Regions from separate parts of the Mus musculus genome. Here region 2 is linked to region 1. Evidence: chromatin contacts called from ENCODE Hi-C or POLR2A ChIA-PET data. All regions are on one chromosome and are shown on one strand. The core of a region is the stretch at or near the end of the contact, and the rest is flanking DNA. Distances in the headings are between cores, read along the strand shown.

Region 1 (4,924 bases), core at 1,484-3,983:
TAATTCTTTTTGATTCTTCCTTCCTGGGCTGGGGACCCATCTGAGGGCCTAACACATGCAGGGCTACTCTACCCTGAGCTGTAGTCCCAGCCTTTATCTTTAAGCAGGCTTTCATTGCTAAAAAACACTTAAAAAAAAATACAAGCACGTTAACACAGCTCTTTTTGCTTCTGCTACCCTCAGCCATCTGTCCATCCATCCATTCACCCACTCACTGATTCGTTTAAAATCTCTATTTGGGATATTTTAAATGCAAAAAAATGTAACCCGATTTATAAAATTTTGACTCAAAGGACCAGAAACCCTCAAAATTAGTTAAGGTACAAGAATATCTTTTACCTAATTAAGTCATCTTTCACATGCTTTCTAAAACCATAAGACAAAATTCACTTCCAATTAAAAAAAAAAAAAAAAAAAAGCACTTGTATTTCCCAACCAAAAACCTCATTGCCTGTGACTCTCAGTTTTGGTGGAGAATGTATTGGGGATGGTCTAGTGGCAGGAGATGCTTGAAGGTGGCAGCCCTCCAGCTGCTGACAGGTCACATAAACACCTTCCCTTAATGCTAGTCAGTGTGATACCAAGCAGGTGTGGTAGAGAGATCCTCATTACTGGGCTGAACAGTGGAGACTTCATGGGGGGACCCAAAGTCCAGCAATAAGGACTAGAAGACAGAGAAGGAGGAGAGGGGACAGAGGGTGGGCTTAAGGCAGAGAGAACAAAATGAGCAGAACAGTAAAGTCTGGAAGCAAAGGGGGCCCTGAGCTGCGGCCTGATGAGGACACAGAGAGTGGAAGTGTGGGGGGCCCACAGTCCAGTTCCTTCAGCTGTGGACATCACAGAGATGCGAATTTTTGAAAGGATCCAGTATGCAAATTCCATGTTGTCTCTTGCCATTTCGGTTTCACGCAGCCTTTCTATAAGGAGAGAGAAGTTCCAGGGACCACCGCTATTCATTCATTCATTCATTCATTCATTCACCCACTCCTTGTGCCTGGGACACTCCTGGCTCTGCAGGTGACCCAAGCAGCCACGCTCTGGGACGCGAGCGGGCTGTCAGCTCCCAGGCGGCAGCCAGAGCTCCGGACCGCTCCCGACCCAGGCTCACCTGGTTTCCGGTGGCCCGCAGGAGCGCAGACGCTGGGGACAGACTCGGCTCCAGCCTGGCTGGCGGCAGCGCTGCGGACGCGGAGGCCGGCAGTTCCGGAGCCGTTGCTGCAGAACCCGCGGGCGTTCCGGCTGTGCGGGTGACGGGCGAGGATGGCATCTGGGCCGAGGAGAAGGGGTCCCTGCTGCCCTCCACATACCCGGATCTTCTAGAAATAGCCACGAGAATAAGATTTCCCCTTTCTCCTGCTCGGTGTAGGCATGGGTGGATGTGGGTTCTTACGGGTCTAACTTTCCCCATTCACTTTTATTAGCTTTCTCGGCTTCTACGGAAGATTCCACTAGGTGGGAATGCAGGGTCGCATTGATCTTGTAGAGACTAGAACCAGGGCCTAAGAAAGCTCAACAGACTTACCTAAATGAGATGCGGTCAGAATGCTCGCCCTAGTAGTTCTCCATACTCTCAGAGGCATGAATTAAGTCTTTAATACCCACCCCCCAATTTTCTTTTAAATTTCTAAACTTTGGATGGCTCTAAAGGGCAAGAGTCGGTCTCAAACCCGAGTGATGGTTTTTGGGGTGTTGCACATACGGTCTCATCACTACACAGCAGAGGCTTGGTCTCCTGGTTTTTCCAAATGCTAGAATTACAGGATTTGTAAATACAAATAAACAAATAAATAAATAAACAAATAAATAAATAAGAAGGGTCCCCTGGTCTTTCCAAATGCTGGAATTACAGGTTGTGTATAAATAAATAAATAAGAGAAAGGTCTCTTGGTCTTTTCAAATGCTGGAATTACAGGTTCTGTACATATAAATAAATAGTATGAAAGGGTCTCCTGGTCTTTCTAAATGCTGGAATTACAGGCTGTGTAAATAGATATATATGTATGCATGTATATGAAGGGTTTTCTGGTCTTTCCAAATGCCGGAATTGCAGGTGGTGTAAATATAAATAAATAAATGAGAAGACCTTCCTGAAATGGAATGACCTACTTGCAGTGTGTGTGTGTACCTTCCCCTTCCAGTAGTGGGTATTGAACCCAGGGCCTTGCAAATGCTGGTCCCCAGCCTGGAAGTGGCCATTCATGATGTCTACCTCTGACCTCGTGCATTGGAACTCCCTGTGGGTCCCTGGAACCTCCTTCTGCCACTTCTGCCTGAAAACATGTAGGAGCGCCTGGAGGGAGAGCCTGGGCTTTGAGGCAAGACTAATATTTGCCTAGGGGGCAGGTTTCACCAGCATCCCGAGGTGAGCCACTTGTCCTTGAGCAGACCGGAATGCGACAGCTTTCTGGACAGGGCCTGTCTGTTCTTTCAAGTTGTTCTTGGAAATTGACGACTCTAGTGAGCAGGTTGCTCGGAGTTCAAAGATCATTTGGCTCTCTTCCCCGACGCTGTCACAGCGGCTTTCCGCCATGGCGCCAGGCATTCGCCCGTGCGACCACAGAGAGGCGCGCGCGCCCCGCGCTGCGGCCTCCACCCTTGGCGCCCCGGGGAGCCCAGTCCCCGAGAGTTCCTGCCTCGGCTCCCCAAGCCGCGTCCCTCTTCTCGCGAGATCTGCCGGCCCTGCGCGCTCTTCTCGCGACCCCCCGCCCCGTGGGCAGGTTCCATATTGGGTAAGATCTGGATTCAGAGCGGGGCCTCCTTGGAGCTGTTCTCGCGAGAGTTCCGCGAGAGGCTCCCGGCCGCTGCCTGTGGGATCGCCGCCACTGGAGCCCAAGCGGGGCGCTGAAGCGCGAGCGGGTGTCTTGCGGCGTCGGCGTGCGCTCCCTCCCCGGGGAGCGGCTGCAGGAGGACCGCGGCGGGAGCAGCCTCGAGCCGTGCAGCCGGCTCCGGCACCTTGCCGACGCTCGTAGGAGCCGCCGCGGCTGACAGGGGCGGCGGGTCGCAGCCTCCACACCTGCGCGGGTGGCGGGCGCGGGGTCCGGTCTGCCGCGGGCGGGCGCAGAGGAGAGCGTGCGGCTGCAGGCAGGAGCCCCCGCTCGGCCACCTCCTCGCCCCGCTGCTGCCGCTGGAAGATGTCGCAGGAGAGGCCCACGTTCTACCGGCAGGAGCTGAACAAGACCATCTGGGAGGTGCCCGAACGATACCAGAACCTGTCCCCGGTGGGCTCGGGCGCCTATGGCTCGGTGTGGTGAGTGTCGCCGGGCCTCGGGTTAGGGGTGGGGTGGGGGGACGCGGTGGAGCAAGCAGGGTGGCCCTGCATGCCTGAGGGCCAGGCCTGTCCCCACAGCTCAGCGATGCGCCCAGCGGCAGGAATTCTCCTCCGGGCGTGTCTGGGGGTGCAGGGGGCAGCTGGAGCGGGACGTGTCCTGCACCCCTCGCCCTGCATACGCAGGTCGGGGGCGAGCCGTGTGCGGGAGCGGGTCAGCTGCGGACGCGGTGGGATGCTTCTCTACCCTGCGCTCTCCCTGCTCCCAAGACTGGCCCTCCCGGGGGTCCTCTGCTGCAGCGCGGCCTCAGGACCCTGCCTCCGGGTACCGCCACTCGGGACGCGGGAGCCCTGCCCCGGGGAGCAGACGAGCTGGGCGGAGCTCCAGCGAGGAGCTGTAGGGCAAAGCCTGACCCGGGGACTGCGGTCACCTGAACGAAACTTGCAAGAGAAAGCGCTCCTTTCCCGGAATTTTTTTTTTTTTCCTTTTTTCTCCCCCTTTTCCCATTTTTGCAAGCCTCCATCGAAAAATCCTGTCTCAGGAAACGTTCCTTTGGGATTCGCACTTGAATTAGCAGCACCCCGAAGAGCTTAAAATACCGACTTTATCTCGGGGACCACGGTGCCAGCTTGCGTGGTGTGTTTCCGATTCGGTTGAAAGCGTATTTCCTTTTCGGGGAGGGAGGGTGGCAGCGCCTTGCAAGGACGCTCCAGCTCGCCGCTTAGTCACATACCACTGCTCATTTCAGTATTGTTTGACAAAACAGTTTTCCATACCGAGCAGAGGGGCGCCCCTCAAGATCAAGAAGGTAGGACTAGAGCTGGAGGTGTAGATAGCTTTTAATTGAAGTAATTCATGGGGGTGCTTTTCTTTTTTTTAAGTCCCTTAGAAGATTTGCGGAGTTTTATCAGCTTGTAAGTACCGAGGTACGTGGTGGTTTTCGGGAGATCCTGGAACATAGGAAACGATGCTTTTTAGCTTTCCTTAACACCGGGTGGGGGAGGGGGGTAGGAGTGGGGGGGGGCCTATTTTAGTTCCACTATGGCTCTCCCTGTCTTGCCTGGAACTCAACAAATTTTGTCTGCCAGCTCTGAGAATAAAGGCTTTTGCTACCATGCATGGCCCTGGGAGCAGGTTTCAGATTAAATTTCTACCATAAAACTTCCACTCCAGAAATGTTCTAAGGAACTTTGAAGGATTCACGCAGTATCTTTTACTATATCTTTTAGAGCTCCCTATCTGATAGTAATCTGATAGATTCAGTAGATGAGCCCTTCCTGTGTTTTAGTGACTTACATGCATTCATGGTTTCCGAAGGAGTCTGGGAAATGGTTTTTGTTTTGGAACAAATTCCAGGCTTCTGGATGTGCTAACCTTTAAGTATGAGTCCTGTGTTACTTAAAGTCATATCGTGAATTTCCTGTTTGGTAGAATCTTCTGGGTAATTGAGATTGTGCAATTGTGTCCAGCAACAGATCACATTGCATTTGCTGGCTCAAGCTGCTTAAGCTATGTTGCAGATGATACCAACTTGGACATCTTTCTCACGAGTCTACAGAATGGCAGTTTACACTTTAAAGGAAATGTCAATAATATCTCTCATGTATTTGTGATTGATCTGTTGCATCATTGTTTCTCTAATAGTTACCAGCTCCTTA
Region 2 (4,924 bases), core at 1,329-3,828, 320 kb after region 1:
CAGCAGAATCCTTTTATTCTTCAGCCAGTACCTAATGCAATGCTAAGCACTGGGCTCTCCTTCCCAGGCTCACTATGTAGGCAAGGTGGCCTCCACCTCAGATCAACCCGCCTTTGCTACCCAGTGCCCCAGTGGCCCACCACACCCAGCCCTTTTGACCTTTGTTCAAGCCCTTCTCTCTACCTCCACTCATAAAAGGTTTAGCCTAATTCTAATAACCTCTAATCAAAAGATCCAATTAATATTGCTCAATAGCAATTTACGGGTTTACTGGGTCAACCGAGTGCTTCTTATGAGGCAGGGCTTTCCCTCCTGCTTTTCATAATTCAAGCTTCCTGCCCTGTCTTATAAGCCACTGGAATCCTACTTACTTCAGGCTCCTTTGGCTCTGCAGAGTTAGAGGATGGTGGACAAAAAAGTCTTAGTTCAGTTTAACAAAGCATATACGCTTCATAAAACTCAGCACTAGGGACTGGGACCTCAGAATGAGCTCACACAAGAGCCAACTGTTTTATTCACTATAGAGTTATGCCTGGCTGGATGACTTTACAATGGTACCTCCATCTCTACAAAAACCATTGCACCAACATTTTATTTCCTTGTCACCAAAGGTCTATTCTCTTTCATTGGGCAATTCAAGATGAAGCCATGGCTACTCCTTAAAGAGTCACATGAGCTGGGCGTGGGGGCGCACACCTTTAATCTCAGCACTCAGGAGGCAGAAGCAGGTGGATTTCTGAGTTCGAGGCCAGCCTGGTCTACAAAGTGAGTTCCAGGACAGCCAGGGCTACACAGGGAAATCCTGTCTCGGACACACATACACACACACACACACACACACACACCCAAAAAAAGGGTCACAAGAGGAAGGCAGAGGCAAGTGGATCTCCTAGTTAGTGATCAGACTGGTCTACACAGCAAGTTCCAGGACAGCCAGCACTACACAAAGAAACCCTGTCACAAAAATACATTAAGGAGGGGTTGGGGATTTAGCTCAGTGGTAAAGTGCTTGCCTAGCAAGCCCAAGGCCCTGGGTTCGGTTCTCAGCTCCGGAAAAAAAGAAAAAAAAAAAAAATACATTAAGGAAAAAAAAAGGGCCAACCAGAGCGAGCAGAGGTCCTAAATTCAATTCCCAGCAACCACATGAAGGCTCACAACCATCTGTACTGCTACAGTGTACTCATATACATAAAATAAATAAAGAAATCTTTAAAAAAAAAAAAAGGAAGAAAGGAAGGAAGGAAGGAAGGAAGGAAGAAAGGAAGGAAGAAAGAAAAGTAAAGTCACAAGTCACAAGTGGGCTGGTCTGTGGAGGCATATTCCTTTAGGAGGCAGAGACAGGAGGATCTCCGTGAGTTCTAGGCCACCTTAGTCTACAAAGCAAATTCCAGGCCAGGCATAGGTACACATTCAGACCCCATCTCAGACAAAATGCTCCATTTGTGAAGTCCACTCCCGGGAGTGGAGAACATGCCTGATGTTGAAGTGGGTGTGTGTGTACACTGGTGTGCTGTCCAGAGTCTGAGGACAGAGCCATCGGGTTAGGAGGAAGCTGCTATCTGATGTTTGGGTGGGGTGGGGCAGGGAGCTATTCTTGCAGCGATGTGGTTTGTTTTTTTTTGTTTTGTTTTGTTTTGTTTTTTTTGTTTAGGGAAACCGTATGTACTGGCTACTTCACAGCCAAGGTGAGCTGAAGGAAGAGGAAGCAGTGAAGCTACTTCACGCCGCTGACCTTCCTATTCATCTTGAAAAAGAGCAAGATTCCCCTATGTCTCTGGGTCCTTTGCAGGGCGCCGCTGGCAGCAGCCGTTATGCGCTTTCTGACACACTTTTCCTCCGACTCTTCTGCCACTTTTCCCTGTCCTCCAGCTCGGTCCCTTTTCTCGAATTTTAACAGTCTGCAGTCCACGGGCGGGGATCTTAAGGTGAGGGGAAGCCCGGTACCCCCTGATCGCGGACTAGGGGGACAGCCTCCAAGGTCCCACACCTACCCCGGGGTGGGGGGAGCTCTCGAAGTGCAGACACCCTCTGGTTCTCTCATCCTAAGGTGCAGAGTGGTACTGACCGAGGTCAGAGGGGACGAGCCGGTGGCAGCAGACACACAAAGCTGGCGACTAGGAAAGGAGGGAGCGGCTGCCTGTCCCGGTTGAGGACAGAGGCGTAGAAAGAGAGGGACGGACAAGGGGGCTCTGGGGACCACAGAGAGAACGCTGACAGGAGCCCTGGAGTGCACAGGAGCTGTGGGACGGCCGGACGAGGCGGCAAGCCTGAGGCGACGGCCGGGAGACACTCACCAGACCCAGGGGGGAGGGAGGCGCGGGGCCGACGGCTACAGAGACGGCGCAGACGCGACGTGCGGGCGGCTCCAGAGCGACCGCGACACGCCGGGGACTCCGAATGAGCGCAGCTGCCGATCCGCGACAGGACAGGACAAAAGGAAGAACCCCAACTGCCGGAAAAGACGGCGGCGCGGAGGGGCCAAGGCTCCCCCGGTACCCCCTCAGACTGTGGAGAGGGGCCGCCGCGGCTGAGACTGCGCATGCGCCCCCCGCCAGCGGCGCTCGCCGGGCAGCGGGACTGCGCGTGCGCGGCGGCGCCCCGCCCACATTTCACCCCTCACCCGACTGCGCCTAGCCGAGGAGGCCCTACGAGTGCAGAGCGGGGCGGGCTCCCTGGTGGCTTTGTGATGGGCTGGACTAGCTGGCCTTTGTTATGTTACTTTTTCTTTTGAAATAATTATAGACTCGCCAGAAGTTACAAAACGAAAACCTGGAAGTTCCGTAAAAGCCAACACCCACCCAGCTTCCCTCAAGGTCTTACATAAGGCACCGGGCTCTGCACCCGGAAATTAACATTGGCTCTCTATCAACTAAACCAATGCAATCAACTACCGTGACGGGGATTTAGCATTTGGCGTGCACTCGCTGGATGATGTCTTTAGTTCTCTGAAATTTAATCTGAGTTTTACCCCATCCTCCTTGACTTCAGATCATTGTGGCCATAAGTCTGTTGGAACCCGTGGCCCTTCCTATTTTTCGTTATTGTAAAGGATTAACGTGCCTTTGTTTGGGATCAGGTGATCTCTCACACCTAACACCTCTCCATTGTGCACAACTTAAAGCCTCTCATTGATTTCCAGAGAACTGAGCCCAGTGCCCTCGATTAGAAAGTTTTAAAGTCCTGAAAAAACGATGAATGGCTCCCTAGAAAGGAGTCCTCTGGGAGCAAGCGAGAAGAGAGCTCCCTCCTGTTAGTCACTTCCCAAGCCGCCCCTAGTAAGTGTTCTGATTTTCCCTTTTCTTTTATGTTTTTTTGTTTTGTTTTTTGTTTTTCGAGGCAGGGTTTCTCTGTGTAGCCCTGGCCGTCCTGGAACTCACTTTGTAGACCAGGCTGGCCTCGAACTCAGAAATCCACCTGCCTCTGCCTCCCAAGTGCTGGGATTACAGCAGGTGTGTGCCACCGCCACCACCACCACCACCACCACCACCACCCCCGCTTTGATTTTGGTTTGGTTTTTTTTTTTTGGTTTTTTTTTTTTTTTTTGGTTTTTCGAGACAGGGTTTCTCTGTATAGCCCTGGCTGTCCTGGAGCTCACTTTGTAGACCAGGCTGGCCTCGAACTCAGAAATCCGCCTGCCTCTGCCTCCCGAGTGCTGGGATTAAAGGCGTGCGCCACCACCGCCCGGCTGATTTTGTTTTTAATTGCATTGTAATTATTGAATTCATTATCTTGCTAATACTTTTTTTACTTTTTTTTTTTTTTTTTTTTGCCTCTTAAAATTTTTTTGAGACAGTCTTATGTAGCTCAGGGTCTCAGGGTAACACAAACAACGTGTTGCTGAGGGTAAACCTTGAACTCTCGAAATCCTCCTGCCTTAGCCTCTCAAGTCCTGATGTGGGTTACATCATGTCTCTCATTTGAAAATAAATTCCCAAGCAGGGGTAGTGGTGCCTGCTGCTACTTCCCCCTTTCCTCTTCCCCACAGGGCAACGCTCATCAGCTGACTCTGAGTACTTTTTCCAACACAGATCCAGAATGGGGCTTGATGTGCAATGGCCTGGTGCTTCTCAGGCACTGGTGTGCGTTGGCCTGGTGCTTTCACTGTGTGCATACAAATAGCCCCCTAAGACTATAGGGGCTGGGTAGAGGGCTCAGCAGTTAAGAACATACAGAGAGTCGGGCAGTGGTGGTAAACACCTGTAATCCCAGCACTTGGGAGGCAGAGACAGGCAGATTTCTGAGTTTGAGGCCAGCCTGGTCTACAGAGTGAGATCCAGGAAAGCCAGGGCTTCACAGAGAAACCCTGTCTCAAAAAACCAAAAAAAAAAAAAAAAAAAAACAAACAAACAAAAAACCACACAGTGAGTGCTCTTACAGAAGACACAAGTTCAGTTCCTAGCACCCACATGATGGCTCCCAACCATTTGTAACTCCAGCCTCAGGAAATCTGATGTAGATGTGTTTTTTTTGGCTACTTTATAGGGTTCTTATATATCTACTGCCCTTCCAATTGTCCAACACTAAATAGGACAGAATGAAACTTAGAGGGGAAAGGGGACATAGACCTCTTTAGACTGCTCAAGGGCATTCAGTTCCTTGGGGGCAAGTCTAATCTTAGTTGTCAGAATAGCTTCAATCCAGCAATAGCAGGAGAAGCAGGGTTGGGGGAGGAAGAAGAGGAAGAGAAACCAGGAGCAGGGGATCCTCAGCCACTCCAGGCCCTCTCAAGGGTCTTGCATTTACACTTTCTCAAGAGCCCTTAGAAGGCCATACTAATAAACGATCTGAATCTGATTAAAATAAAAATCACGCCCCTCCTAGAGCAGGAAACAAACATAGTCAGCGGCTGCGGACAATCTGAAGCAACCCCATATACGCCACACCTGGGATTAAGACAAAAACATATAAACATAACATCATTGGG

The links. Hi-C counts contacts between places; a loop is a spot of excess contacts on that map. ChIA-PET counts read pairs that join two places held with the same protein, here RNA polymerase II (POLR2A).
Region 2: a loop to region 1 is called in a map of heart, with 4 times the contacts of the local background. The contact joins the promoter of Stk38 here to the promoter of Mapk14 in region 1. A Hi-C loop is called at or near these places in 1 of 37 maps with a recorded cell type or tissue (heart). POLR2A ChIA-PET finds 5 or more read pairs at or near these places in 1 of 5 experiments (Patski).

The regions. Positions count from the first base shown.
Region 1 is chr17:28,688,609-28,693,532 of GRCm38, forward strand. It overlaps Mapk14 (mitogen-activated protein kinase 14), which reads left to right and starts at 2,734. Exons shown (of 12, transcript NM_011951.3): 1 at 2,734-3,247. The coding sequence starts at 3,132. Slc26a8 (solute carrier family 26, member 8) reads right to left here and starts at 1,379. Exons shown (of 20, transcript NM_001290320.1): 1 at 1,109-1,379.
Region 2 is chr17:29,005,417-29,010,340 of GRCm38, forward strand. It overlaps Stk38 (serine/threonine kinase 38), which reads right to left and starts at 2,579. Exons shown (of 14, transcript NM_134115.3): 1 at 2,295-2,579.